Regions from separate parts of the Mus musculus genome. Here regions 1, 2 and 4 are each linked to region 3. Evidence: chromatin loops called from intact Hi-C (ENCODE). Cell type or tissue: heart. All regions are shown on one strand. Region 1 overlaps Sox5os3 (SRY (sex determining region Y)-box 5, opposite strand 3). Region 2 has its middle 29 kb from the start of Sox5os3. Region 3 has its middle 22 kb from the start of Gm22792. Region 4 has its middle 34 kb from the start of Sox5os3.

Evidence for each region. Peaks named below come from ENCODE experiments on the same cell type or tissue, not always from the same donor. Only the 100,000 strongest peaks of a DNase experiment are listed, where the experiment ranks them.
Region 1: it touches region 3 in a loop (2.1-fold over the local background); 2 of 42 quality-filtered maps call a loop at or near these places.
Region 2: a loop joins it to region 3, with 2.7 times the contacts of the local background. A loop is called at or near these places in 6 of 42 quality-filtered maps.
Region 4: it touches region 3 in a loop (2.2-fold over the local background); 4 of 42 quality-filtered maps call a loop at or near these places.

Annotation. Positions count from the first base shown.
Region 1 is chr6:144,693,095-144,698,094 of GRCm38, reverse strand. Sox5os3 (SRY (sex determining region Y)-box 5, opposite strand 3) reads right to left here. Exons shown (of 3, transcript NR_040519.1): 3 at 4,263-4,835. It also overlaps a transcript of Sox5 not described here. Among named protein-coding and RNA genes, the nearest start is that of Sox5os3, 23 kb to the right of the region's middle. In heart, no CTCF peak of the experiment used is centred here; a DNase peak (open chromatin) is centred at 2,254.
Region 2 is chr6:144,641,811-144,646,810 of GRCm38, reverse strand. It overlaps a transcript of Sox5 not described here. Among named protein-coding and RNA genes, the nearest start is that of Sox5os3, 29 kb to the left of the region's middle. In heart, a CTCF peak has its summit at 1,899; DNase peaks (open chromatin) are centred at 1,900 and 4,710; H3K27ac peaks cover 251 bases.
Region 3 is chr6:144,779,245-144,784,244 of GRCm38, reverse strand. It overlaps a transcript of Sox5 not described here. Among named protein-coding and RNA genes, the nearest start is that of Gm22792, 22 kb to the left of the region's middle. In heart, no CTCF peak of the experiment used is centred here; a DNase peak (open chromatin) is centred at 2,564; H3K4me3 peaks cover 2,653 bases; H3K27ac peaks cover 2,108 bases; H3K27me3 peaks cover 1,772 bases.
Region 4 is chr6:144,704,817-144,709,816 of GRCm38, reverse strand. It overlaps a transcript of Sox5 not described here. Among named protein-coding and RNA genes, the nearest start is that of Sox5os3, 34 kb to the right of the region's middle. In heart, no CTCF peak of the experiment used is centred here; no DNase peak of the experiment used is centred here; H3K27ac peaks cover 405 bases.

The DNA.
Region 1 (5,000 bases), 86 kb after region 3:
CCAACCATGGCTGAGCAACCTCTCATAGGCCAACTCAGACCCAGTATTGTGGTGAGACTTCTGGGGAGAGAGGATATACACACATCTGCTCACCCAGATCGGAAGCCCACCAAAAAGACAGGGGTATCAAAGTCCATCTTGGTGAGCCCCTGAGTTGTTACTGGGATTATTAACATGAGTATGGGGGAGGGGTATGACACAAAAGGAGCTGCCTTACTAAAAAGCCCATCCCAACGTGGGTGAAGACACACAAGTGCTATATCTCTGCGACTCTCTGTGAGACTTGGTGGCTGCTCTACAGGCCAGAGAATCTTCTCTAGACAGCTAGCCTGGTCAGTGTCTGCTCCCTGAACAGTTTGTATATCTCTAAAAGACATGGGCTCTCTTTCAAGCATCAGCCTTCCTAGACCTGTGGACTTACTTCCTCTCCTGAGACCTCCATCCTCCTTCCTTCAAAGGAAATTGCTATCCAAACCCAGAAAAGTGGAAACAGATCCCACCCCATCCCAACAGACTTTACCACCTGCCCACCTCTCACTTGACAGAAATAGATATGGAGGCCTACCCTGCAGCCTTATATGAAACCTTATCCTGGACTCTGAGAGTTGAACATGTCCACTGTGGGCTCCAGGAAGAGAGGATTCCCACTTCGACATTAGAGACACACAGGGAAGAGCACTCAGGTTACAAGACTCTGAGTGTAGAAATCACTGCTGTCTCCCGTAAGAGATGTGGACATCTGGGTGACCTCCCAAAGGTCCCGGGAGGCCGGAAGGCTTCCACACTGTTCCTTTAGGTTAGATCCTCAGTGAAAACTGTTTTCAACACTTGCCAGGAAGAATGAGTGACCTTTAGTAACTTGCCCAGAAGACAAATGGTGCGTTAACCAGAGAAGCACAGTTTGCTTCAATTCCCTCCCTCCCCAGCTTTAAGTTTCTGCTAGAAGATTTAAAAAAAAAAATAAAGAAAGAACCCTTCACATTCCTAATGGATGGAAGTTAATTTAGGGGCTTGGCTTTGGGAATTTTGTATATAACGATACTGGTACTTAATGTTAGTGACCTAATACCACCGCCATGCTTGGGAACGTGTTTGGAGCAGTCTGCATCTGATTATTCACTGAGCGTGGACTTAAAAGGGGCCTAGGTGAGAATAGAGGCTGAAGTTATAATATGGCCTTAGGCCTTAAAATATCAATGGTTCTGACTTGTGACAGAACAAGTGGCTAGATACTGAGTATTTTCAGAATCAAATGCAAATGTTAATCACCATATTTAACTGGAGATCAGGGGTGATGTGAATCTCTTTGGTCACACACTGGTCTAATGCACATTGAATTTATTATAATGAATGGAACAACAGATCAAATTCCTATTCTATAGGAACAATTCCATAGAATAAAGCATTGAAGGTTTTAAAAATATTTTTATGTGTGTGGGTATTTTAACTGTATGTTTGTGCACAACGTGTGTGTGTGTGTTTACTTGTGTTTGTGTGTGATCCTTTAGGAGGCCAGAAGATATTGGGTAACCTGGAATTCTGTATGGTTGTAAGCCACCATGTGGGTGCTGGGCATTGCAGGCAGTTTCTCAGCAGGAGCAGCAAGTGATCTTAAGCACTGAGCCACCTCTCTAGCCCCAGGAATCAATCTGTAAATAAATTTACATAACTCAGCCAATTTAAAAAACCTTTTTTGAGACTTATACATTGTATGCCTGTGTAAATAGTGGCCATGGAGTCCAGAAGAGGGTACCAGAGGCCCTTGGTCTGGAGTTACAGATGGTTGTAGGCCACCAGGTGGGTGCTGAGAGTCCTCCAGCCTCCTCCAGAAGAGCAACTAGTGCCCTTAACCACTGAGCTATCTATCCAGCCCCACTGAGGATTAAAAAAAAAAAAAACAGAAAACAAAAAAAGTCTAAATAAAATCAGACATCTTAAATTCCACTTGCCTAGACTGAAGCTGAATTATTTCATTGTCTGCGTAGACTTTTCTCTTTTTTGAATCCTACATCTTTTGACAGTTTGGCAAGCTAAAAACCAAATATTTTAGCTTCACTCCAGGGAAATGCAACTTATTTTGCTTCTTTCTACTGTGTTTTAATTGGGAGATAAAAGTGTCCCTCATTCCCACTCTGAGAGAGGGCTGGGAGCCTGGCTCTTATCTTCTGTTTCCTGGGCAGGGAATGTACTGACTTCTAATGTCACCCTGACTTGTATGCTTGCTTTTACTTCCTTGGCAGCGAGAGAGAGAGAATGCTGGCTACCAGAAGCCTGGTAGAGCACACAGTTACTCATCTTCTGGCATCTGCTTCTCTAGGATGGCAGGCTCGGGAAGTCACGATGATAACTCACTTGAGTGGGATCCAGCATCGGCATGGAGGGCCCTTCCCTTGGACATGCAGCTGCAGAAAATAAATGCCCTGCTGGAGGGGATTTGGGTCCCTCTAAAATGACTCATTTATAAAATGGGATATTACAAAGGATTTTAATTTGCATACTTTTTAATAAAGAAATAGTGATGGAGAATATTCAAAGAACGGTTAGGGTAATATTTATCTATTTGTAATCTGGTGTCCTATACCTCTCTTGAACAGTCATAGACTATCCTACCTTGAAAAGAGCTCTCTCATCTATAGCCACCTTACATTTACTTACTGTTTTTTTTTCTTTTTTTATAAAAAGAAACAGCTGATGACATTTAGAGTATGTCAGTTAGATTTTGAAGAGCTAAAATGCATAAACAATTTATATGTTTTGAAATATTTTATTAATTACTAGACAATTTTATACAATGTATTTTCTTTTTTTCATATTTTTATTAGGTATTTTCCTCTTTTACATTTCCAATGCTATCCCAAAAGTCCCCCATACCCTACCCACCCACTCCCACTTTTTGGCCCTGGCATTCCCCTGTACTGGGGCATATAAAGTTTGTAAGTCCAATGGGCCTCTCTTTCCAGTGATGGCCGACTAGGCCATCTTTTGATACATATGCAGCTAGAGTCAAGAGCTCAGGGGTACTGGTTAGTTCATAATGTTGTTCCACCTATAGGGTTGCAGATCCCTTTAGCTCCTTGCGTACTTTCTCTAGCTCCTCCATTGGGGGCCCTGTGATCCATCCAATAGCTGACTGTGAGCATCCACTTCTGTGTTTGTTAGGCCCCGGCATAGTCTCACAAGAGAGAGCTCTATCTGGGTCCTTTCAGCAAAATCGTGCTAGTGTGTGCAATGGTGTCAGCGTTTGGAAGCTGATTATGGGATGGATCCCCGGATCTGGCAGTCTCTAGATGGTCCATCCTTTCGTCACAGCTCCAAACACAATGTATTTTCATCCTATCCTACCCCTCCATCTCCTCTCTTCAACCCCTTTCAGATCCACCCCATTTCCACACGCCTCCCAACTAGGTATCCTTTAAAAAAAGAAGAAGAAGAAGAAGCAAAACTCATTGACTCCAATTTGGACTTCTGGGTGTGGGCTGCCCACTCCAATGTAGGTATGGGATGCCTCCCCTCAGGTTGTTGGTCAAAGGTGTCCCCAGATATAGGCTATTGCTGATGCTCTTGGTTAGCCACCAGAAGGTAATATGAGACCCTGATGCTGAAGACACCATAGACATAGGTCACATTAGGTAAGGCCTTGAGTTCTTACAGACCAAGGAGTTTCGTCCCTACTGGCTCGTTCTCAGAGTACTGAAAGGCAGCATGCAGTCTACTGGTAGGAACATACCATTGCAGCACACCTACCCGTGAGCTGCAATAATAACGGCGTCTCAGTATACGTTCATGGACTCGGTGGTGGCTGGAGTGAGTGTCGTGGGGGCGAAGAGCAGCTTTCCACAGTTTGCCAGTTGGTGAGACAAGACTTTCCCTTTGGATTTCTTTCTGTATGATTTGGAAAGCTACAATATTTTAAAGCAATTCATGGGCTTTCCCTACTGCTAGGATGCTGGTTGCTAGCATGGCTATTATTTTTTTAAGTGAGCGCTTTTCATCTAGTGAAATTAAAAGTTTGTTTAATGTTTTTATCTGGGTGATATATAGGCAGCTAGGTTTGTTTTTTCATTTTAAATGAAACATGTGCTTTATTATTTACTTCCTTCCTGTTCTTTTAAAAATACTCTATATTATATGATAGCTATGTATGTGGGAGGCATGTCATGGTGCGCGTGTGGAGGCCAAAGGACCACTTGCCGGAGTCAGTTCTCTCCTTCCACGTGTGGGATCCTGTGGATCAAACTCATCCATCTCATCTGCTGAGCTGTCTTTCAACCCCCATTCCTTTTATTTTTCATATTAAAACATGCTGTAAGTTGATCTTTTAGTCAGCATACACACAATGGGTTTCATGATGGCATTTGCATATACATGAGTCACAACCCTCCCATTTCTCCTCTGCCCACTTCCTCTCATCCCTCAGATCGTTCCCACTTCTGCTTTCATACCAGCTATCTTCAAGTCACACACCCCTCTCATTTGTTTAAACATTTCTGGATGATGAGATGGATACATTCGATACGCTGATTTTAGATATTAGCAAGCTTTTGGGTCAATGATACTGAAAGCCATGACATTAAAGCCAAAGAAATCTGGTGACATGGATTAGATTGACAGTAGAAATGGAAACTTCGAGGATCTTGCCAGAGCGTTGTGCCTTTGGCTGTGATACATCCCCACTTACTGGGTGAGCCCCTTGCTGGAAGATGACGGTTACATTTGAAGAGCTTGCCAGGTTGGAGTGAGTTAGCAATGAGTAACTGACAGCATCAGAGTTCAAATTCATCTCATTGGGATGGCTTGACAGGCCACTGCTGTTAAGGTCAACAGAAAGTCTCTCTCTAGAAAGAAAAATTAGCAAACACATGTTTATTAGGGAAGGGTCTCTGAGGCTCCAGAAGAGTCAGCATGAGCGAATACCACTGAATTATGAACTCTGTTGGAGGGGTCCCCAGATTTACCTACACCAGTAGTGTATGCAAGATGCCTTATTTCTAACTAGTGCT
Region 2 (5,000 bases), 140 kb after region 3:
TTTTACCATCTGAGAACCATCTGGTCAGTTCTCAACCCCTGCTATCTGCTGGGTGTGCCTTAAACTGATACCAGAACAGTTTGCTTCTGTGTTTTGTGGCTTAGTGTTCTGTTCTCAGAGATCTGCGTTTCTCACTTACTCTTCCATTTTGAAGCACATGCGTAATCTTCAAGAAGGATTTCTAAACACTCACCATCTGAATCATTATAGAAGAATTAAAAAAATACAAGCCAGTTAGTAAACTTGGCACTTGGGAGGGAGAGGCAGGAGCTCTGAGGTGAAGGACAGCTTGAAGCTAAAATCGAGAGATTCTGACTCATGAAAAAGAAGAAAGAAAGAGAAAACCAGAGGAAGGGATAAGGGAAGGACAGGAAAGAGAGAGGGGAAGGGAAGGAGGAGGGGAGAGCAGAAGAGGGAAGGAGGAGGGGACAGGGGGGAGGGAAGGAGGAGGGGAGAATGGGATGGCAGGAGAGAGAGAAGAGGGAAGGTTGAAATCATGCAAACTCATAACTCAGTCACAGCTCCACGAGCAGCTTCAACTCCCCAAACCAACACGTCCACGTGGAGGCCAAAGTCTTCCATCACACGCAAAACACAGCACCAGTTATACACCACAGGGTATACTGTGACATTCTCTTCTATCACAGAGTCAAATTTTGATTTAATTCCAATATAAAATGATAACAGTTTTATGGCACTCTCATACATAAAGGACCTTCTGATGTATTCAGTTGGCTATTTTCAACTTTTCATGGTGAGGTCTTGAGCTCAGAACTTTGGCAGGCTGACCGGAAGCAAGGCTTCACCATCCTGCTCGATGTCTTGGCATAGGCAAGGCAGCCACTGGCGATGTTTATCCAGTTTCACTTTGTGATTGTCACTGGAAATAAGTTACATGCAAGACGGATCCCTCTGCAGTCACACAAAGACTTCCTTGGTTATTTCTCAGTAATGCAAACTGAAATACTGGAAAAGGACTTTGTAACTCCTACAACTTGTTGGTGGCAACATGACATAGCCCTGTCCTCAGCACAAAAAGGTAACTGGGCAGTGTCTCCCATAGTTTTTAATCTTACTCTAATTTCATATAGTTGATATTTATTTTAATTTTATCCATGTGCTTAACTTTAATAAGCATACTCATCCAGAAAAACAGACGGATTTGGAATCTCCTTAAGTATAATGTGGCAGTGGTTACATCTTTATGCTAGTTTTGAAAATGCACGATTGTCTCAGCAATAATAAAGGTGTGGATGGGCCATGTTTTATAAGTACTCAAGTGCCTTATAACCATTTGAAGAGAGACTCTTTGGAAGCTCCACCAGTCAGCAAATGCTCAGGGTTAATAATGAGAAAGACTTGACTTTTGGGCATCTGACGACAAAGACTGTGAATCCTATTTCTTTCAGAGACGTGCACTTTCTACATTGTCAGTTCTCCAACTTTGGGCATTTGTTTCAACAGATTATTGGTGTATACTACACTGAGCCTTGAAGATGCCCTTCAGTAATTCAATGGTTGATGATAATGCAAATTTCAGAGTAACACACACACTAACAGATCTGCCAATGGGTTCAGATAATGGGGGAAATCACACTGATTTTTTTAAAATAAATATTTGTATTTGTTAGAGAATTTTATACATTTTAATCATATTAACCCTCAAATTAACCCCTCAAAGAACCACCCCATGTCCTTCCCCTTCCTTTTTGTTTTTAATTTAATAGCCATCCACTCCAACTTACACTGCCAATATACTTCTGGACGTGGGGCCAGTCAATGGAACATGGTAGGCCTAACAGGACCCACACCCTTAAAGAAAACAGCTCTCCCGTCCCAGCAGCCAGCAATGTCCGCAGATCTTCAGTTAGGAGTAGGGATCCAAGGGCCCCCTGCAGTTCTAGCATGGAACTGCAGCTAGCATCTACTGGCTTGCTCTTCTTGTGCAACAGCCACAGCTGCTGTGAGACCCTGAGTACAGCTGCCTGCTCACATCCAGAGGACGATGTTTTGCTCTGGTCCTCCCTGACCTCCAGCTATTTCAGTCTTTCTGTCTCCTCAGATGGTCCCTGAGCCTTGGTGGAGGCCCTGTGCTGGCTAAGCACCCCCACCCACCCACAGCACATCACACACACACACACACACACACACACACACACACACACACACCACATACTCAGTCATTCTCTATACTTCCGTGAATTGTGAGTCTCTGCAGTAATCACCACCATCTGCTACACAAACAGGTTTCCCTGATGGGGCCAGAGAGCTACCCTGTATAGTATAGGGATATGAATGTAGAGAGCAGTTTGATACCATGTCCACTTAGCAAAATGACAGTAGTACGCTCACCTCTGGGTCTGTCATTGATTTTTTTTTCTCAATTCAAATTTCACATATGAAAATATGACAAGCAGTAATTTCAATCTCAGCAATGTTACTCATGGAATAGATGAACATTCCAGTAGCAAGCATCAGTCTTGTCTGCGTTTCTACCCCTTCATTAAGCCATCTTCTGACAAACTGTGGCACGCGTATGATCTGTGTGATTAGATGTTATCCTGATGCATGTCTCACTTTGTTTACTTTGTTATAAATACAATAATATAGAGGGATGTGCTGGCAGAGTCATACCGGCGGGCTTATCTCTTTCGGACCCTGCACAATCCAGAAGACAGACCGTGTGACCAGACTCCAGTTTTCAGTTGGAGGGCGATGTACTCACGTATAATAGCAAATGCATGGTTATGTGTGTGCATGCACGTACGTACTTACATATATACACATACATGAGCATCACATGCATGCGTATTTTCACTTAGGTAAAGTAACTTGCTCAGGTTCTAGCGTAGAGTAAATAAACCATTCTTTGTTATTTCCATTGCAGAAGCTTTTACAGAACTCTGCCATCTCATTTCCACCTGAGGGGGGAAAAAGAAGCTGACTTTTAATCATTAACTCACTGAGAGCCAGGCCGGCAATATTTGTCTGTCACATGGCATACCATGTCCTAGTAACTTGACACACACTGTCTTGCTGTTCCTTGTCACTATGTGGATAAAGCACAGAATGGTCGCATTTTCCTTGAGGCCACACAGCTAGGAATTCATAGCATTTATGTTTAAACCTTGGTAGCCTTCCAATGTCCTGTGCCGTGGCTACAATTCAAAGTGGCACTTTCCCACGGGCTTCCCAATGTGTTTGGAAGGGTGGCTTGCTTAATAACAGTCTTAATACCTGATGAGCAAACTCGTTGTTTATTTGTTTTTTAAAGAGCAAATTTGATCATCCATCCTGGCAACGAAGCAGCCTTCTCTTTTCTTGCTATGTCTGATTTTCACGCTGACTTTTGAAAAGTGGACTTGAGGCTTGGTGAAACAGGAGTGTGTATCTCAGAGACATGGAGTGGAAGATTGATGCCTGGAATGAATGTTCTAGGATTGTTCGGATCAGTCAGAAGGATTAGTCATAGTTTGGTTATAAAATCAAGAGTTTTGCCTCTTCTGATAATAGTCATCAAATTTACATGAGTTTGCGTTAAAGGGTTTCATGTGCAGTGTTCCAACAGATAACCAACACACAGCTTTCCCCTCTTTCTCAACCTGAAAGATCACTTTTAACTCACCCTGAAGAAGTCTGGGCTGCAGAGCAGGGTTTGGGAGGTCTGTTAGCTCATACCTCAGTCATTCGTCTTTCAGTCTAGTCCCAAGTCTCCACAGCCAGCATCAAAAGGCCTGAAAAATCAATATTTGGGTTCTGAGCCTTCTGCATGGGGGTGGGTGGGCACTGCGACCCACCTTTTTAATTTGCCCCCTGATGTTTTTCTCTAGTTTCTTTTCCTCGCCTCTTCCTGAACTAGGAAAGGCAGGGATGTTTTATCAAGCCCCGGTGGCCACTTCCACCAGCGTGCATCCCTGCCTGTTAGTCTTTTACTGTTACACACATTCACACCTCATGTATTTTGCTCTAAAACAGAACATCTGAGTTGATTCTGCGCTTGCAAAGACCTCAGAGAGATGGAAGATGGATTTAATGTTGCTGTTTTTAGATGGGGCTGTAAATAGGATGGCAGCTGTCCTTGGATGCATAGCTCATATACGGTACACACGCTGAATAGACGCAGATGAAAGATTGCACCCAATTAATCCTCACAAAAACCCTACATCTCAGCCATCAAAAACCTTAACCATAGTGTATGTATTTATTCTATACCCCCACAGATGTAATCTCACACTTTGAAGGGGACTCGTAAAGAGAGTGGAGATGTCTACCATCCCCAGGAGGGTTCAAGTGACCTTTTAAATCCTGCAGACAATTCAAATCTATGTACATGAATGATCTATCAATATTGGTTAGGCACACTTCTTTACGATGCAGGGTCAAGAGGTTGCTCTTTATAGGAACTGTTCCTTTGCTGGAACAGGCTGAAGCAGAAAGTTCCTGTGAAAGTCAGAACGTGGCAGTCACAGCACAAGAGCCCCCCAGAAGGTTCCCATTGAGTAGCAGTTGAGGATTTCTGTGACAACCGTCTCAAGTACATTGCTAACAGGATAGGCATGGTAGGTAACCAACTGTCCAGGAGCTTTCCCCAGATACTGCTGGCTGGGGAGATAACGTAGTCAGTAGTAGCCTGTGTGTCCTGCAAGCATGAGGTCAGCTCCCTAGCACTCACTCATAACCCCACAGCAGCTGGTTATAAATATGCATGCCTGCAATCCCAGCTGTGGAGGCAGAGGCAGGAGAACACTTGGGAACTTGCTGATCTTGCCAAACTGGTGAAATCTGAGTTCAGTGTGAGAGGCTTTGCCCCAAGAAATCAAGTGGGACGTTGACTAAGGAAGGCATTCAACAGTGACTTCTGGCCTCTGCCTGCTCACACACACACATGTATCCGCACATACCTGCAGGCCTCTCTCTCTGCGTGAAGAAGTGGTGGCTTATAAATATTTGAATGTGAAAATTCAATGTATAAAATTAAATCATGCATTTAATCATTGTGT
Region 3 (5,000 bases):
AAGGCGTTTTATTCAAACACAGAGTTTTTTTTTTTTTTTTTCAGTGTTGGGAAGCCACATTAGCCCAAGAGTTTCATATTGTTATTACTGTGATTATTATTATTTCAGTTCTCTGATGAAACAGTAAAGGTGTTTAAGGACAGCCGTACCCAAGCGGCAAAGGATCACCCAGTGTATAAATTCTCAGCAGAGGAAATTCAGAGCCCCCCACGAAAGCTCTGGGCTTTTTGGACTGTTCCCTTAATTACTGGGCTCTATGCTACCAAATATTTGTTGAAGAGGATGCTTTTTTTTTTTTTTTTGTGGGAGTGGATAATGGCTGTGTTTACACTTTGAAATTTCTGCCTCGGAGTTATTAAGATTTGCATTTCTCACTTTTCTACCAAGGGAAAGGTGTTTAGCCATTTTTAGAAAGCAGGTACGAAGTAATCAATTGTCTAAACGTCTCCTCTCCGGAAACTTTCCACTCTAGACAAGTGCAAAAATCCCAGGTATCAGCAACTCACCCACCTACCAAGGGTAGAAGGGGCAGAAAGGAAAATGTGCTTTTCAGGGCTGTGGGTGTCCTAGGTATCTAGACACCACCTTGCTTCCTAACAACTCCCCTGGAGACAAGAGCCAGGGAATAGGTCAGGGGAGAGAGCTGGCCTTTGACTGAAAGGTCCTGAGCTGGATGCCTGCTCCTGCAGGCCCAGGAAGAACAAACAGCAGGGTCATTGATTTCCAGGTAGCCTTGGTGCACTCTGGGAAATGCTGGGAATTCCTGGGGATACAGTGCAGGCCATGAATGCTCTTCCCAAGGGAATCACAGACATGGAGAGGGAGAACACACAAGCCCATGAAGGCCAAAGAAGAGAAAGAAAAAAAAGAAAAATTTCTAGAATTGTTTTTATTGGGTCCCCTTTGCCATTACCCCTGTCTAGTCCTGGCTACCTGAACACCAGCTCTATTGGGTCCCATGCAGGAGTCCTTATCTCTGCATAAGCCTGGCTGGAGATTTCTTAGGGACCCCCCTCTCCAGGCCATCCTGACCCCCACCGCGCAGCAGTTTTAAGTCAATGAAAGCAAGAAGATCAGAGCCCAGAGAGCAGCAGCGCGGGAGCTGTCAGTGAACACCTTCCATCAGGCCCGCAGCTTCTGTCGGGGTAGTTCACCCACGGAGTTTCTGCTGCTGGTGATGTAACTCGCGCTCCGGAGTGGCACAGCTCTGGAACCCAGTGCCTTGCCTCATCTCGCCCTCAATACCAACCCCGGTTCTTGGGCATCTGATGATATTTTTTTCCCCTTGGCTGAATACACTCAGAATCAAAGCAGTTCAGCCACCCCTGAGGCATAGATGAGAGCTTCTAAACTTTTCCCCCACCCCTCTACCCCAAGGGGTAGGTGGGTGCGGAGCGCAAGCCAAAAGACAGCGGGGACCCGGGTGTAGAGCCTGCCTCTGGAAAGGCAGTAGAGGCTTTAAAACCCGAGCCTTCCAGTGGTGCTCCAGCCAGGGTCTGCTGACCACCTAGAAGGTTCCACCGACACCCGCAGACCCCGACACGCGTCCCCCAGCCATACGGTGCAAGCCTGTTTGATCATGGGGGGTGGGCGCAGGAGGGACAGGGTGGGGGCGAGCAGGGCCAAGAAGTTGACAAAGGGGACTTGACCAGACACGATCGCGCAGGGATAGAAGCGAGCTCCCCCCTCCTAATCCTCCTCCTTCCACTCCTGCCATTTCGTCTGATCGCTTCTTTAAGCATAGGGCAGATTAAAGGGGAAAAAAAATTCCTGCACGGTGTGGGCGATCGGTGCGTTATTTACAAGCCAGTTGGGTTGCAGCAGAGCAGGAGGATCTTGACAGGGTCTCCCTGGCTTCGGATGCCGGCGCGCGGCCGCAGGCAGGAGGTCAGGGTAGACCCTGGGTTGGGGGGGGGGGGACGACCTGCAGCGATCCGGGCGCCCGCCCCGCGCCGCCCCCGCTCCGCCGCACCCCGGGGCGCGCGCCGGCCACGGTCACCGGCGGCTGGAGCGCTGCCCTCGCCTCCCCCATTGTTCCCACTTGTCTTTTTCGCCTTTTGTTATTTATTTCCACCAGCATTGTGTTGTCTCCGAAGCCGCCTCATGACCAGCTGAGGGATTTTACTTCGTCCTTGAGAGGGAGAGGGAGAGAGAGAGAGAGCAAGAGAGAGCGAGAGAGGGAGCCAGAGGTTGGGGTGGGGGGGGGTGGGAGAGAGAGAGAGAGAGAGAGAGAGAGAGAGAGAGAGAGAGAGAGAGGGACAGGCGCGCACACACACATACGCGCGCGCACACCCCACACAAACACACCCCGACACAGACACACACAGAGTGCAAAAGGCGAGCCGCCCCATCCCGTCTCCAGGGTCCTCGGAGGCCCCCGCCCGCTGCTGCGCATCCCGCGTCAGAGGAGCGATTAACCAGACCCGGTAAGGTGCGTGAACCGCAGCGTTTTAACTTTGTGGCGCGTCCCGCTGTGGAGGTGCTGGTGGCGGGCAACCCTCCAAGGCGCCCTGCTCCAGCTGGAGAGCCGCGCAGCCCCAGGGAGGGGGCGCGGGAGTTTGTTCAAGTCCCGGGAGGGGGCTGGGCCCGGCTGCGGGGGAGGCTGCGGGGGGCGCTGTCACCCCCCTTCCGGGAGGGAGGGGGCTGCGATCCACGGGACCCGGCCAACTTTATCTGTGCTGCTGTTGGAGGAGCCCGTGTCCTGTTGCCGGTATTGTTTTATAAGTGGTGGCGGAGATGCGAGCTGCGGGAGGCAAGCGGCGGCGCAGGAGGGTATCAGCCCTGGGCTAGCCTTGTGCTTTCCCAGGGACAGACCCTCGAACTTGGACAAAATCCCTGCTCTTGTCTGGAATAGAAAGAGCTTTCTCAGCCTACCCGTCACCTTCACCCCAGCTCTTCTGTCTTTTTGTTTCGTTTTCTGCAATCTCTCTTTTCTTCTATCGGTCTTCAGTCCCTCTCGGAATTTCAGAAATAAGTCTCATCCTTATGGATTTGAGACATTTCAGAGACCGGAAGAGTTCATTTGATTGCAACTTTCTCCCTCTCTCTCTCTCTCTCTCTCTCTCCTCTACACCCCCCCCCCCCCGCCGCCCCTCACTCTGGGCAAAGTATAAACTACTCAAGTGCTGTGTCCCTCTCTGCTTGCTCTTCATAGCTATGGTAGGTAGCAAGAAGTAGGGGACAGAGGTCACACGGGTGGAAAGCAAGTTGGATTAGGAAATGTGTGCATTTGAAAACAGCAGTTTTTGGAGTTATCAATCGACTGGCCTCAGATCCACAGGACATAGTTCTCATATTTTAATAGTCATCTTGCAAAGTGAATATATTAATAAACTGTTTGGTTTCAGTGCCTAAGACTGAGGAATGTGAATTCATTCCCAGTCTTCCCTAATCAGCTGAAGCAGGTCAAAATGAGGAAACGTGTGTTACTGCAGAGCCATACTTTCGGGGCTGGTCACTGGGGATACTCTGGGTGGCCACTGGCTTTCCTGCCTCACGAAAGTTTGGAAATTTATTCTAACCCAGTTGAGATGGTCACAGTATCCAGATATCAAGAGGAGTTTCTTAAGAAAGGGCACGGGGACAGATTTCCCCAGAGAATCTTTTCTGCTCAGCAGGGCTCTACAGTCAAGGGCAAGACTGAGGGAAATCCGTGGGATTTTGGGTAATAAGTGTGGGAATCGGCAAGCAGAAGAGACGGCAGTGATTTGTTTTCGTGGTGTTCATAAATAATGGCTCCTAGTAGCACGCTTGAGCACACACACACACACACACACACACACACACACACACACACACACACACACACAGTGAAATGCTGGTGGGAGATTTATAGACAAGAGAAAAAGAGCAGAGTTTGGGGGGGGGGCTTGATGGCCATGAGTGATTAGGTTAAGGGCCAGATGGTTTTTTAAAGTATACGGAAATGTTTATTCCCCCCAAAGTCTGACTTTTATAGCATTTAAAAGGAGGACAATTTCATACTGTACAGAACCACTAAATTTTGATCTGTCTCATTTTAAAGGAATCCGGCTGTCTGAGGATGGCTGTTTGCGCAGATAGGGAAGGAATCTGTTCTCAGAAGCAAATACAGGGAGCCCGGCTTCCAGGGGGGGGCTTCTTCCTGATTTAAATATAGCTCCCAGGCCAAAGCCTAGATAAATTCAGCCAGAGTGATTTAAAACATTAAGCGCTTACATCGAAAGTTCTCCTGGGCACTGTGCAAAAATCTCTTGGAAATTATGCCATCAACTCTTTCCTCCTCAGAACTCTAGGAGATAAAAATCGCAGGCATCACTTAAAAACTGACGCAATCCAGTCTCAAATCCTCAAACTGCCAGGGATTGCTTTGTTTGCCTAAAAGGTGGATCTTTCATCACCAGGGTTGTTTAAAAACATTTAATTGTGGGGGTGGGAAGGGATATGCATAATTATTTAGTTATTTGTGTTAATTATATAGCAGCATCCTGGAGAGACTTTCTTTTTTCTTCCTTTCTTTCTTTCCAGTAGTCTGCTTATCATGTTCTCCACACTCTAAGTTTGCTCTCCGTTTTAATTTTTTTCCTTTCTGTACCGTGTTTGGATGGGTAGTTTTGAGCTACTCTAAAACAGTATAAGCTTCTAGCGCCTGGAGAACGCTTTTGCTCATAAGACAGAAGCACTGAATTAGTTTTGTTGTTGTCTTCAAACAGTCCTGGCTGGATGCATGTTACACACATAAAGGACTCACATCTGCCAAGCTCAGTTGGTAAATCACCAGGAGGCTCTTGAAGTATAGCAGTTAGTTCATGCTACCTTAGGCTTGTACATGTAGACACACATCCTGTTTAGACTGACGTACGGTCCTGTAAAAGAGAAAATGTATAGACTTTGCACAGACTCTAAGACTCTGTATGCAGCGAGCACACAGGCAAGGTATCGCATGAAAGGAGTGAATTGAACTTCTTAGCCAGGTATGACAACTTTTTTGTTGTGGGGTTGGGGACAGGGGTTCTTGTTGA
Region 4 (5,000 bases), 74 kb after region 3:
TTTTGAGTAAGAGTTAATCAGCTTCACAGCGGGGCAGAGAGGAGAGGGACAGTAAATATTTGCCGAGTTGTGAAACGGATGGGGCAGTGGGATTCCAAAGAGAATGATTTTAGAGACTTGGGATTCTATTGCAACCGGAAGTTCAGATTACATCCTTCCCTCCTTGCTTGCTTGTTTCGTTTCGAGACAAGCTATGTAGCTAAGAATGACCCTCAACTCCTGGCCCTTCTATCTCCCAAATACCAAGATGGTAGCCATGCAGGGTTGTACAAGGCTTTTTCAAATGCTGGGGCTTGAACCCTAAGAGTATGTAGGCACATGCTAGGTGCTCGACAAGCAGAGCTACCTGCCAGCCATCACACCTTGTTCTTGATGATGCTAGGTGTGTGGATGATGTTTAGGAAGGCTGAGCACAGCTCTAAGCACATAGGGCAGTGATGGGCTTGGGTGAGTGTGGGAGACAGGGCGTGCAGGCTGCGTTCTGTTTCCAGTCTCTGTCACAGACTTCCTTGATCATCGAGATATTATTCCATCTCTCCTAACCATCATTTCCATCCAGGGACAGTGCAGGGCGGGTAAGATCCATCTTATTGATTCCATGTTATTGATTGTGATCAGCTTTTTCTGAAGCTGTCCATCTTGGACTGTAAGAATTGGTGCCTTGCAAAAGACCCAGTTATTTCTTCAGTGCAGGCCAAAGGCTCCCAGTCGCTGCTGATGCAGAGGCCTTCCTAGGTTCTTCTGAAGTGCTGTAATGTTGATCCTCAGCCCTTTTTCATCCCCTTCCTGGGGTTTTAGGATAATGCTGATAGCAAAACAATACAGAGGAGCCTAGCTTTTATTTTACACATCGCACAAAAACCTGTTTTCTTCCTTTCTTTTTTTAACACAAGGAGGCTGAGAATACATAGCAGTAATACTGAGGACAGGGTGAGTGACAGTCATTTAGCAGGCAATTACAATCCAAATATGTCTTATTAATTCTCCTTCATGATTGATTCCACCATAAAATTGTCTATATGAAGAAGTCTTGCATGCTTTCAGCTCATCTGCAATAACTCCTGCCATTTATACGAATATAAGCAGGTCCTCCATTGTCATCCTGGGAAGGCCTTTAGTGTATCTGTGATGGCAAGCACGTAGATTCTCTCATCTTCAAGAGCTTCCTATAGTCTAATGGCCATGATGGCTCAGTGTCCTGATGTACCCCTGCTTTGTGGCACTTGCCTGGAGCTCGGTAGGGAGGTGGCAAACTCCTCCCTCTCAGGAATGATCTGAGGACACATGTCCTCACAGAGAGCAAAACAACGTAGAGGAATAAATCAGCCCAGATGCTTTGACTGAGTTACCTTTTAGAAGTTTACTCTCTGGTAGGCTTGGGTTTTTCCAGTGCATTCTTTGGATATTCTTTGCTTTTATATTCATGAAGATGCCGATGTTTAGATCAGAAGGCATAGTTAAAAATTAATGATAGAATTCAGAGTGGAGGCCTTTGAGGGTGTGGCGTATTGCTCCTTTTCCAACTCTTAAAAAATTTTGAACACTTTAACCAGCCAAAAAAAAAAAAAAAAAAAAAAAACCAACTCCCTCTGGCCTTTCTGTCCATTTCTTTTGTTTCTTCATTGCTATTCCCAGTAGCATTGCATAAGTTACCTGGAAACTGCACAGCTTGGTTGCCCTGAGCCAGACAGCCAGAGTATCTAGAATTTTCATGTGGTCAGATACAGCAGTGAAGCAGGGTAATTTGGGGGCTAAATGGGAGGAATCTGGGAGGAATGTATTAAACTTTATTCTTAAATTTTAAATTTAAAATGACATTTCAAGTGAGTGAGACTTTTTTTTACTAATCATTATGTCTTTTAAGTTGTCAAAGGCAAAACTGGACAGAAGCGAACTACATGGCTGGAGGTCCATGGCTCAAGGTCGGGTAAACCTTGAGGACCCACTTGCTATTTAAGCAGTAGCCATCATTGTAGGCTGGCTCCCCTTCCAGCGGTTGTTAGGAAATGAGCAGAAGTTGTCAGCAAAGTTCTAACTACACATATCCCTGACTGTTGTTCCCACGAAGGAACCTGTAGACTAATGTCTTCCATTGTGGTTTTGAGATTAGAATATTCAACTGCATTCTCTTTTAAACAGTTTGGAGCTTTGTGACATTGTTAACTGAACTCGTCATTCCTTATCAGGAAGTGGTGGCAACCCCTGCATATCTATTCTCGTTAGATATCACTCTCGTTAAATATCTGCAGGAATTTAAGACACTTACAAGTTACCCAGAGTCAAATAGAAAAATTTTCAAGTTTTTGTCAAAAAGTTTGTCTTGTCTTTTGCTGCAAAAGGGCTCTAGGAGTTTAACTGGAGATGACAGTTCTCCTTCAGGTCTGTGTGTCCCTGGGCCAGCACAGCCTTCACACCCCTGTGCGCCTTTTGGTCTGCATTCTCAGCAAACACTTCTGTCGTTCAGTTCCTCAGGAGTTACTCACAGGCGAGGCAGTGTGTTATGAGATGTTTTCTAAAACTTAAAAATGAACCCTTGACCTGAAACCAGAATCCTCTGGTCAACGTTTAATGTCACTGTGATAGGAGCCATCCTAAAATAAAACCTGTTCACTCTGACGAGAAGCAGCCAGCTTGTAGATTTGGTGTTGGTTAATGTTGGTCAGCGCTGTTTTCCAGAACCGTCTGGATTTCTCTGGAGGGAGCTGTGAGAACCATTTCATGGCTAGCATTTCCTGAAAAGGTTTCCTAATATTTTGTGTGTTTCTGTGGCAATTTTACAGTTCTTACTGAAGGAAGAGACAGAAGGAGCCAGTGGGCTTCCAGTCTGACCTTCAAGTCTAAGGACACTTCTCAGGCACAGCTGCCCTTGCCTGTGCTGTTGGGAATAGACTGGGGTCACGGCTTACTTTTGGGCCACACCCGCAGCAAATATCTTTCTAAAGTTACCAAAGCAGAGACATGTGGACATTTGTTTAGTTGCTGCGAATTGAAGCACAGTTAAATTCACCATTTCTATAGTCGACACCAAGTGATTGGAAGATGGCCCCCATAGGGCAGTGATTCCCTGAAGACAACAGACCTCAGCTTCTTTCTAAGTATCTGCAGAGAGAAGTGAGATTATAACCCACAGTGCTGTCATAGAGCCAGAGAATAAAATGACTTTATTGTGTGGGAGGTCAAACCCAGCACCTGATATGTGCTAGCAGCTCTATACCCCTAATCCTAAAATGACTTTTTAAAGGCAAATCTGATAGAACACACAATGGCAAACCGTACATTAATGGCATTGAGATTGTATATGCACCTGTAATAACCACATAATATAGGAGGACACATATGTATATAATGGGGAATAAGTATATTAAACTTTATAAATAATTGATTCAAGTAAAATTACTTTTAGAGTTTTTCTTTTTTTCAATTATTTATCTATTTATTTACATCCCAAATGTTGCACCCCTCCCAGTCCCCCTTGTAGTGTTCCTCCCCCACCCCTCCCCTTGACTTCTGAGAAGGAACACCCCCACACCTGGTATCCCCCCCACCATGGTGCATCAAGTCTCTGCAGGATTAGGTGTGTCCATCAAGACAAGGCAGCCCTCTGCTACATATGTGCCAGGGGTCTCAGACCAGCCCATGTATGCTCTTTGGTTGGTGGCTCAGTCTCTGGGAGCTTCCAGGGGTCCAGGTTAGTTGGTCCACTGTTGGTCTTCCTGTGGAATTGCCATTTCCTTGAGGGCCTTCATTTCTTCCCCTAACTCTTCCATAGGAGTCTCTGACCTTCATACAATGTTTGTCTGTGGGTATTTGCATCTGTCTCAGGCAGCTTCTATGTAGAGCCTCTCAGAAGGCTGCTACAATAGGCTTCTGTCTGTAAGTACATATAACACCATTAATAGTGTGAGGGATTGGTGCCTGCCCATGGGATAGGTCTCAAAATGGGACAGTCACTGGTCAGCCATTCCTTCAGTCTCTGCTCTATTTTTGTTCCTGTATTTCTTTTAGACAGGACCAATTTGGGGTCAAAAGGCTTTTAGGTGGGTTGGTGTCCCTATAAAACCTCATTGCCATAAATTTCTGTTATAGTAATCCTTAGAATGCTGTACACTAAGGTATCTATGTAATTCTTTTTTTTTTTTTTTTGAGACAGAAAAGATTTCATGTAAATAAGGCTGGCCTTGAACTTCTGACCCTCTGCCTCCATTTGCTACAAACTGAGATGACAAGTGGGTGCAGCCATACCTAATTATAATTCTTTTATTTTCCTTCTCCCTTCCTTCCTCTCTTCCTTCTTGCTTTCTTTCTTTTGGTGGTCCTAGGGATCGAACTCAGAACCTCAGACATGCTGGGCAAACTATCCCCCACCAAGTTGTATTCCCAGCCCACAGTTGTTTTCTGGAAAATATATTATTTTCAGGTAAGGGTTAAAGCAACATCCAGAGAGCAAGATCATCATTCATAATTGAGGCTTATCTACACATCATGACTTTTGATAAATTTTATAAGCTTCTTAGGCCCCAGCTTTCCCCATAAACTATGTTAATCACAATCAGTGTTCTCTGTTGTATGCTGTTTCTATGGGGTAACTTGAGTTCACACAGGGAACTTTTGTGACAGGTTCGAGGGTGTCATTTGCCGTCCTTCCGTCTGGCTGGCCTAGATTAGATAACACCCAGTGTCTTGTCTTGCCAGGTCAACTTAGGGGCAGTAAACCCACAAGTCTGACTGACTTGTCCCTACAAACCAAATAGAACAGGATTTGTGTGGGGAGGGTGTGGCGGATGCTATCTGTGCTTTGCTGTTTTCCTAGCTTTTTCCTCTGCTGTGGTGGGAGGGATGAGTCCGGAGCTCTCTCCCTACCTAGTCTCAGGTATGTTCTAGTCTCCATTGTGATGTAAGCAATAGACCTCTTTCCTTTTCTTGTCTTTTTAGAGCACTAGAGATGAAAACCTGGGCTGTGCACATGCTGGGCAAGGGCTTCACCCATCCTTTAGTTACAC